Linked DNA regions of Homo sapiens: region 2 is linked to region 1. Evidence: chromatin contacts called from ENCODE Hi-C data. All regions are on one chromosome and are shown on one strand. The core of a region is the stretch at or near the end of the contact, and the rest is flanking DNA. Distances in the headings are between cores, read along the strand shown.

The links. Hi-C counts contacts between places; a loop is a spot of excess contacts on that map. Pooled maps may share reads with other maps.
Region 2: a pooled map shows a loop between it and region 1 (6-fold over the local background). The contact joins the enhancer-like site here to the promoter of MRPL1 in region 1. A Hi-C loop is called at or near these places in 2 of 168 maps with a recorded cell type or tissue (CD8-positive, alpha-beta T cell and natural killer cell) and 4 of 50 pooled maps.

What each region holds. Positions count from the first base shown.
Region 1 is chr4:77,860,837-77,864,873 of GRCh38, reverse strand. It overlaps MRPL1 (mitochondrial ribosomal protein L1), which reads right to left and starts at 2,044. Exons shown (of 9, transcript NM_020236.4): 1 at 1,995-2,044. The coding sequence starts at 2,025. RefSeq lists enhancers at 1,497-1,596, 1,957-2,356 and a silencer at 3,841-4,037.
Region 2 is chr4:81,492,247-81,496,283 of GRCh38, reverse strand. No RefSeq gene overlaps it. Among named protein-coding and RNA genes, the nearest start is that of RASGEF1B, 22 kb to the right of the region's middle. RefSeq lists an enhancer at 1,461-2,660. Within about 2 kb of position 1,968, at least 6 of the 41 ENCODE cell types and tissues checked have a DNase peak (open chromatin) inside an H3K27ac peak, as active enhancers do; they include CD8-positive, alpha-beta T cell and natural killer cell, where a contact is called at or near this core.

The DNA.
Region 1 (4,037 bases), core at 795-3,294:
GCCATCCATTTCTCCAACAGCCAGGAAGAATGCTGGTATTGAGGCTAATACCTAAAAAGAACAGTAGCTACCGTGGCTTCCAGTGCTTTAATGAACCTCCGATGTGGGGCCTTCTGGCAAAACATTTGCAATTTCATATTGTTGAAGCATTCATTGTATCCCTGGGGGTTTTCGCTATGTTCGCGGTGGCTGAGCCAAGAAAGAAGGCATGTGTCGACTCCTACAGAAATGATGATTCCATAAAAGATTTTGAGGAGATGAGGAAAACGTATATTTCAGAGCACAAAGTGATTTTGCAATATAAAGAATTTCTTTGGGTTGAATTACCTAAAAGTTTGTCACTGACCTGTGTTCTTGAACTATGAAATGTGAAAGTTTCTCCTGATAAGTAAACAATTAAAAAAATAAAAAAGATAGACAATAATCAAAGCCACAAACTTTGGATGAGCTAACCAAGGAGTGAATTTAGATACAGAAGAGATGAGAATGAAGGATGGAACCCTGGCTTCCAGAACACTCCAAAGTAAAGAGGCTGGGGAGAGGAAGAGGAACCAGCCAAGTAATGTGAGAAAAAATGACACATGAAATAGGAAGACAATTAACAGAGAGATATCCTAGAAGCCAAGAGAAGAAAATGTGACAAGAAAATTATAATATTCAGGTATTTTTGGTTTCTTTGGATTTGTGTAACATAACGATTTCTGTCATACATGAAGATGCCTTCAACCTCCTTTCAGAAATAATATACATTTTGGTTTGCTCACAAAGTAGGCATCAGGGTCTGTTGTTATCTCTTGTCACCCCTAATTTTTGAGCAATAACTCTCTTGACACAGTTTTCCTAAAAAGAAACTCAAAAAAAAAAAAAAAAAAACTGTGATGCAGTGTTAAATATACATGTATCACTGACCTAGGATTGCAAGCTTCAGTACTTCCTCTGCCATTTACTAGTTATATGAACTTGGCCACATATCTAATAAGTTCAGTTTCTTCCTCTGTAAAATGGGGGTAATGCTGGCTACTGCTTCTACCTAAAGACCTACCTAAATTAAACAATATATATCACTGGACTTCAAAAACACAAAATAAAAGCAAAAAGCGTTGCACAGGCCGGGCGCAGTGCCTCACGCCTGTAATCCCAGCACTTTGAGAGGCCGAGGAGGGCGGATCACCTGCGATTAGGAGTGCAAGACTAGCCTGGTCAACATGGTGAAACCCTGTCTCTACTACAAATACAAAAATTAGCCAGGCATGGTGGCACACGCCTGTAGTCTCTGCTACTCGGGAGGCCGAGGCAGGAGAATCGCTTGAACCTGGGAGACGGAGGTTGCAGTGAGCTGAGATCGCACCACAGCACTCCCAGCCTGGGTGGCAGAGCGAGACTGCCGTCTCAAAAAAAAAAAAAAAAAAAAATTGTTGCACAAGAAAGGGCTGTCATCGTAGACAAAAAGTTGAAATTATTAAGATGAAAAGAGGCGCTACCAAGAGGTACTACAGAATTAGCCCCCTCAAATGATAAACGTTGATCCAAATTAGACCACCTATGGAAGTTTAAGAACTGGAATCGCCTATAACGAAGTAATTCCGAAAGCACCAAAAAGCACTTTGAAAATTGCTCTAATTTACAGACTTAAGCCACTCAAATACATCATCTTTCCCTTATCAGAACTCACCTCACTTATCACACTCCACTACCCGCAGCCCACACCCCAGTATCAGAGACGACCCAGTCCTTGCCATGCCCATAGGTGGCTGGAGGGCGCTCGATGTACGTCCCGCTCCCACTCCCTCCCTCAGGGTGGACGTCTCCAGAATGGAGTGAAACCCTTCATAAGGTCACTTTTAAGTAGTAATGACCCACCCTCTGAAAAACCTAGAGACCAGAAACAGCACGAGGCATTTTCAGCACCCAGAGCAGAATCCGCCTTGCACTCTGCTGCAACCAGAGACTCGGTGCCAGAGCCATTTCCCCTGCAAGACAACCCCTCGCCTTACCTCTACCCATGCACCTTACGGCCGCCGCCATGTTGGGCACTCCGGATTGCGTTCACGAAATTGTTCCTACGTTTCTACTGGGAAGAATTAAAAAAAGGTTCCGTTCTAGAATCCGCAAAGAGGGAAGGAGTTAAAAAGAGAAAGAGGAACGGGGCGGGGACCAAAATGAGCTTTGCTGCCGGCGTGGCGGTGTTACTGTTAGTCCTCCGTGTTGCCCAGGACCCTGTGTGTTTCGTGGTTCCGGTATGGCTGGTTAACCACCTTCGGGAAAATACGATCCTGTTGGCGATGCTGTGATTATTTTAATCCTTCCTTCTTATTCTTTTTCTTTTTTGATCCTGCAAGTGTACTCAGAGCGACAATTTTAACAGGCTGTGAGAGTACTTAATACCCAACGTAAAATCTTGAAAAACAGGAACCCTGAAACCCACTAGCTTCCTCCGCCACTTTTCCGGCCTTGGAAAGACTTATTTTAAAAATTCTCTAGGCGTTTTCGCCGCTACCCGAGGGAGGTGTCCAACTCACTGACAAACTTTTTTTGCTAATTGTCAAACTTTCTGTCAGCGCAAGATCAACCTTAGCTTTAAAATCTTAAATTAATCTCTACATTTACCCCCTGCTGGCAAGCGAGTAGACTTACCATTAGGATCAATTGAATAATAATACTTGACATTTATAAAACATTTCTAGTTTTAAAATGGCAGCTCCAAGACCCACGCACAAGTTATTCTGATAGGAAAAAAAAACAAAAACAAAACAGAATGAGTGTACTTTCCATTACGTCACAGCTGTCGGTGTGGTTTATCTAAAACAAATCTGATTACGGATTTTATCACTTCCCAGCTTACCTCCCCCACAACACACACACACACACACACACACACACACACACACACACGTTTCTCACCTCCATAACTTGGTTCATTCTATCTTCTCTGCTTCGTGTGTACCGTACCCTACATCACCTAGGTAACTTTTTAAAGATTTCGCCTCAGGCTGTGTTTCTTTTAAACAGTTTTGAGATATAATTTACATAGCATACAATCTACCAATTTAAATTGTACAATTAAATGGTTTTTAGTGTACTCAAAGAGTTGTGCAGCCATCACCACAATATATCAGTTCTTGTCACCAGTCTGAGCTTTTTATGGGTAGAAACCATCTTACTCATTTTTGTAACCTCAGCACATACTTCAGTGCCAGGCCCATAGGAGGCTCTCAGTAAATGTTTGCTGAATAAATGAATATATGCATACATGAATTAGTGACTCAATTAGAATGGCAAGCCTGCAAAATTAACTTGCTTCAATGAAGCTGCCCACAGGCAGATGAACTGGATCAAAGGCATTTCCCAGATGCTTTATTCATATTTATACATAGTACTCATCTACATGAAAAAATAAGATTTCTAATGTATTGCCTTGTCTTGTTAACACCTAAGCAGTTACTTCAAAGATTCTATAACAATTTGTGACTTATGCAAAAAAATCGAAGAACTTAAATCTATCTTTGTAAACTTTTCCTTCTCTCCCTCGCTCCCTCTCATCCTCCCTTCTTTTCACAAATATATGAGTGCCTGCCATGTGTCAAGCAGTGTACTTGGCTATGCATAAATGAAAAAAACTAATTCAATTTGAGAGTAAGTACCAGAATTGGAGCAAGTTTACCCAGTCAATTTCAGAGAAAAACAAACACTCAGATTAGAGGTGCTGGTCCTTAGACCCTATATCTGTTTCCTTTCCACAGTCCACAGCTGGGGTCAGTTGGCCCCCATCTGTGGACTTTTTTTTCCCCCTCTCAAGACAGGATCTCACTCTGACACCCAAGCTGGAGTGCAGTGACAAGATCATAGCTCATTGCAGCCTTCACCTGCTGGGCTCAAGTGATCCTCATGTCTCAGCCTCCCAAGGGGCTGGGACTACAGGCACACACCACCACACCTGGCTAACTTATTTTTATTTTTCTTTATAGACAGCGGGGAGTGTGGGGTGTCTTTCTTTTTTGCCCAGGCTGGTCTCAAACTCCTGGCTTCAAGCAATCCCA
Region 2 (4,037 bases), core at 719-3,218, 3.6 Mb before region 1:
ATAGCATTTATTCATTGACTCAAACCACCTGTTCTGGTCCTTCTGGTTGGAGGATCCTAAAGGTGTTCATCTTAAAGAAGGTCTTTTCTCTTTCAAGAAGAAAATACCCAACATGAATCCATCTTGAGATTTTTACTAATATTTTACTCTACAAATTTAGAAAGGAAATATTTAGTGAAGATAAATAATGTGTAAATTTTGAGCATATATTCCCTTAAAAAAGTCTCTAATACTCTCCCATTGGGCCGACATCCTCTATGATCTTTATTGGTAATTGTGGAATGAGGCATAGCAATCGGAGGGCCTGAACAGAGTTACGCAGTTCCAGATCCATCACAGCTCAGCCACCTAGTAGCTGCTTCTTGTTCACTTCCTCAATTAGAAAATGGAGATTACATTGACTAGATTGTTGTGATGATTACATGAGATAAAGCCATAAAGACCTTGGTAGGTCAAAAATGCTTAGTAAAACTTTTCCGTAACATCCCTCCACTCTTATACTTCTACTTATAACCATCCCAACTAAGACTTGATCACCACTCTCCTATGCTTTTGTGCTTTCTCTGATCACTTCTTTAATGTTTCTCCAGCCTTCCTATGACTGGAGTAACCAGGTGATCCCTCTCCTTCACATTTTCCATAGGCTCTCAAGGCCAAGTAATAGAAGTAAAGTAGTAGAAAAATGAGTCATTCAGTCAAAACATGTGAATGAGAATTTGTCTTCACTTCTACTTCTGACTGGCTACTTGATTTTGAGCAAGTTACTTAACCTACCTAGGTTTCCTTTTGCTCTTCTGTAGGAGTGAGACTCCATGAAGCATGTTCTGGAATCAGCTTTTTCCCCCCTCTGCCCTATCTGTTTATATCTGTGTCATAATTGCAGTAACAGTAGTACAACTTTCATTTATACTTTCCAAAGTCTTTTACATTTATTGTGTTATTTGGCCACTATATCAACATTGTGAGGTATCCCAAGTTAGGCACTCCACCTCCAGATAAAGAAATTGAGAGCTAAGCCAGAGAAAGAATGTTTGACTTGTCAAGGTCACAGAGACCCTAGAACCCATATATTTCACTGTGGTAGGTCAGGCTTTTATGGTGCATCTATCGTATGCATTGCACTGGACAAAGTGCTAATGATAACAGTCCCATACTTTTTTGTAATAGAATCCATGCACAAAGATAAGTGATAACCCAAAGTAGTAGATGCTAAGAGGCAAATGAGCAAACCACAGTTACTTTTTATCTTATTGATTTGCCTGTGAAAAAATAATTCCGCCGGGCGCGGTGGCTCGCGCCTGTAATCCCAGCACTTTGGGAGGCCGAGGTGGGCGGATCACAAGGTCAGGAGACTGAGACCATCCTGGCTAACACGGTGAAACCCTGTCTCTACTAAAAATACAAAAAATTAGCCGGGTGTAGCCGGGTGTGGTGGCGGACGCCTGTAGTCCCAGCTACTCGGGAGGCTGAGGCAGGAGAATGGCATGAACCTGGGAGGCGGAGCTTGCAGTGAGCTGAGATCGGGCCACTGCACTCCAGCCTGGGCGACAGAGCGAGACTCCGTCTCAAATAATAATAATAATAATAATAATAATAATAATAATAATAATAATTCCTTATTTTCTTAGATGAAATTTTCTCCATCATTGTGTGAGATAGCGTTTCCCTCTCTTGGATTCCATGGAGAGCTTGATGGGAGAAAAAGATTAATTTTACTTTGACACCATTACTTCAGTATCATGTAAGCACATGCCTTGGTTTGGATATCTTTCAACAGTGGTCTGTTTGGCTTTAAATAGTGCATGTTTAAGTGTAATCTAAAACTTTGTAATTCTGTAAAGCAACAAAAATCAATATTGAAAATTATCATGAGAAGGTTTTTTTTCTGAGTTTTTTCCCTGAGTCTATTTTTAGGACTAAGTATATGAGAAGTATGCAGAGTTTCAGTTTCATTTTTAGCGAAACTGGTAAGTAATAGAATTGATTCTGAAACTCCACAGCAAGAATAAGGGATATAAGACTGTCTGGGATACTTTCTACTTAAAAACATGCATTTCCCATGGCTTTTGATAGGGATTTTCCAAAATTTTTAGATTTTTGAATATGTGCTATATTTATGCTGTTCAAACACAATAAAATATGACAAACTGTCTTGTGAAAAGTTTCCTTCCTGTTTCTCCCACCCACTGTCTTACACCCACCAAGTTCCCATCCCCTCCCCTAAATAGCTAACTACTTACCAGTTCCTTATTTATCTGACCCCAATTTTTCATGTATAAAATATTACAGTACAAATATATATTCCTTCTTGTTTCCTTTTATAAACAAAGAAACAAACAAACAAACGAACAAAAACAGGGTCTTGTTCTGCCTCCCAGAGTAAGACCTGTGCTCAAGTGATTCTCCTACCTTAGCCTCCTGAGTAGCTGGGACTACAGGCATGCACCACCACATCCAGTTAATTTTTTAAAACATTTTTTTCTTACTATGTTGCCCAGGCTGCTCTCTAACTCCTGGTCTCAAGTGATCCTCCTGCTTCAGCCTCCCACAATGTTGGGATTACAGATGTGAGTCATCATACCTGGTCTCCCTCTTTTATATATATTGTAGGATACTCTACATAATGATTCTATATATTTTTTCACTAAACAATATATTAGCATTCCATATCAATACGTAGTGTCCCTGTGGTTTCCTATTATACTGCAAAGTGTTTGATTCTGTTATTACATTTTATTTATTAAATAAATACAATTTATTCATCGAATTCACTAATGATGGATAGTTGCTTCTAATCTTTTCTCATAATGGAATGAGTAATGTTCTTTATGTGATATTTCACATAATGAGTGGAAGGTATCTATACAATAATTTTCCTTAGTTGGTATTATTTGATCAAAACATATATGCATTCGTATTCCTCCACTATGGTAGATTTTCTTATGAGTTAAAGGAAATCTTATGAGTTAAAGGAAAAGATCTCAGAATTAGTTTTAATTTACAATTTTGCTATTGTGAGTGAGAGTGACCCTTTTTTATCAGTATAAAAGCCTTTTCAGGTACAAACTGTATGTTTATGTCTTTTTCTGATTTTCTATTGGATTATTAGTGATTTTCACTTAGTAACAGTACAGTAAATAAGTGTATATTCATCATTTCCTAAATTTGCTCTGGTTATCTTTTTTTTTTTCAAGAAGATACTCATTCTTGACTCCTTTTTATTTGAAGCTACAGGTGTAGAATTGTGGCAATCACGTATGAGTCATACACCTTTTTTCATTCTGTTCTTAGGATTTGGCCAAAGTCAAATTCAAACAAATAGAAGTATAACTATACCCTAAATCCTTCTCTTTCTATAGCATTCCTCCACATGGTTAAAATTTGCTCAGTATCTTTAAAACAACAACAGTTACAACCAAGACAAACTCCTGATCTTTCTTTCACCTTAAGTAATTTTGGAATCTTTCTACCAGTCATTAAAATAAGAACTGGAAGAACTGGTAATGTGAAAAGAAAAACAGAGAGTGAATTGTCTGCAGCATAACTAATGTAACACTATAGCTGAATGATTGTTTGCTCATTTTTCCTTTCTCAGAAGTTTGAAAATGATTCTTTTCCCATTGATATGTAGTTTTCAGAAATTTGCAAAGCAGTGGCCTATTGTGATTTCTCTAAAGATGCTATAAAATTAACCTGTTGGCTTCATAGTACGCCATGTAGTATGAAAGGAAGAAGTATGAAAGGAAGAAGATGAGGTTGACTGTAAGCTGAATGTTAATTAACTAATAATTAATTAATTCAGCATGTAATATTGAGTAGTAATTATGAGCCAAGCCATCTGCTCAACTCTGAGAATATGTAGTAGTAAATAAGGAAGGTGTACCCCTTGCTTTTCAGAGCTTATATTCTAAACCAGTTCCTTTTTACCCCAGTTAACACATGAAAATCACCTGGGGAGCTTTACAAAAATACCAATCCCTTTGTCCAAGTCAAGAATTTCTAGGGGTATAACTCAGGAACAAATATTTTTTTAAAAC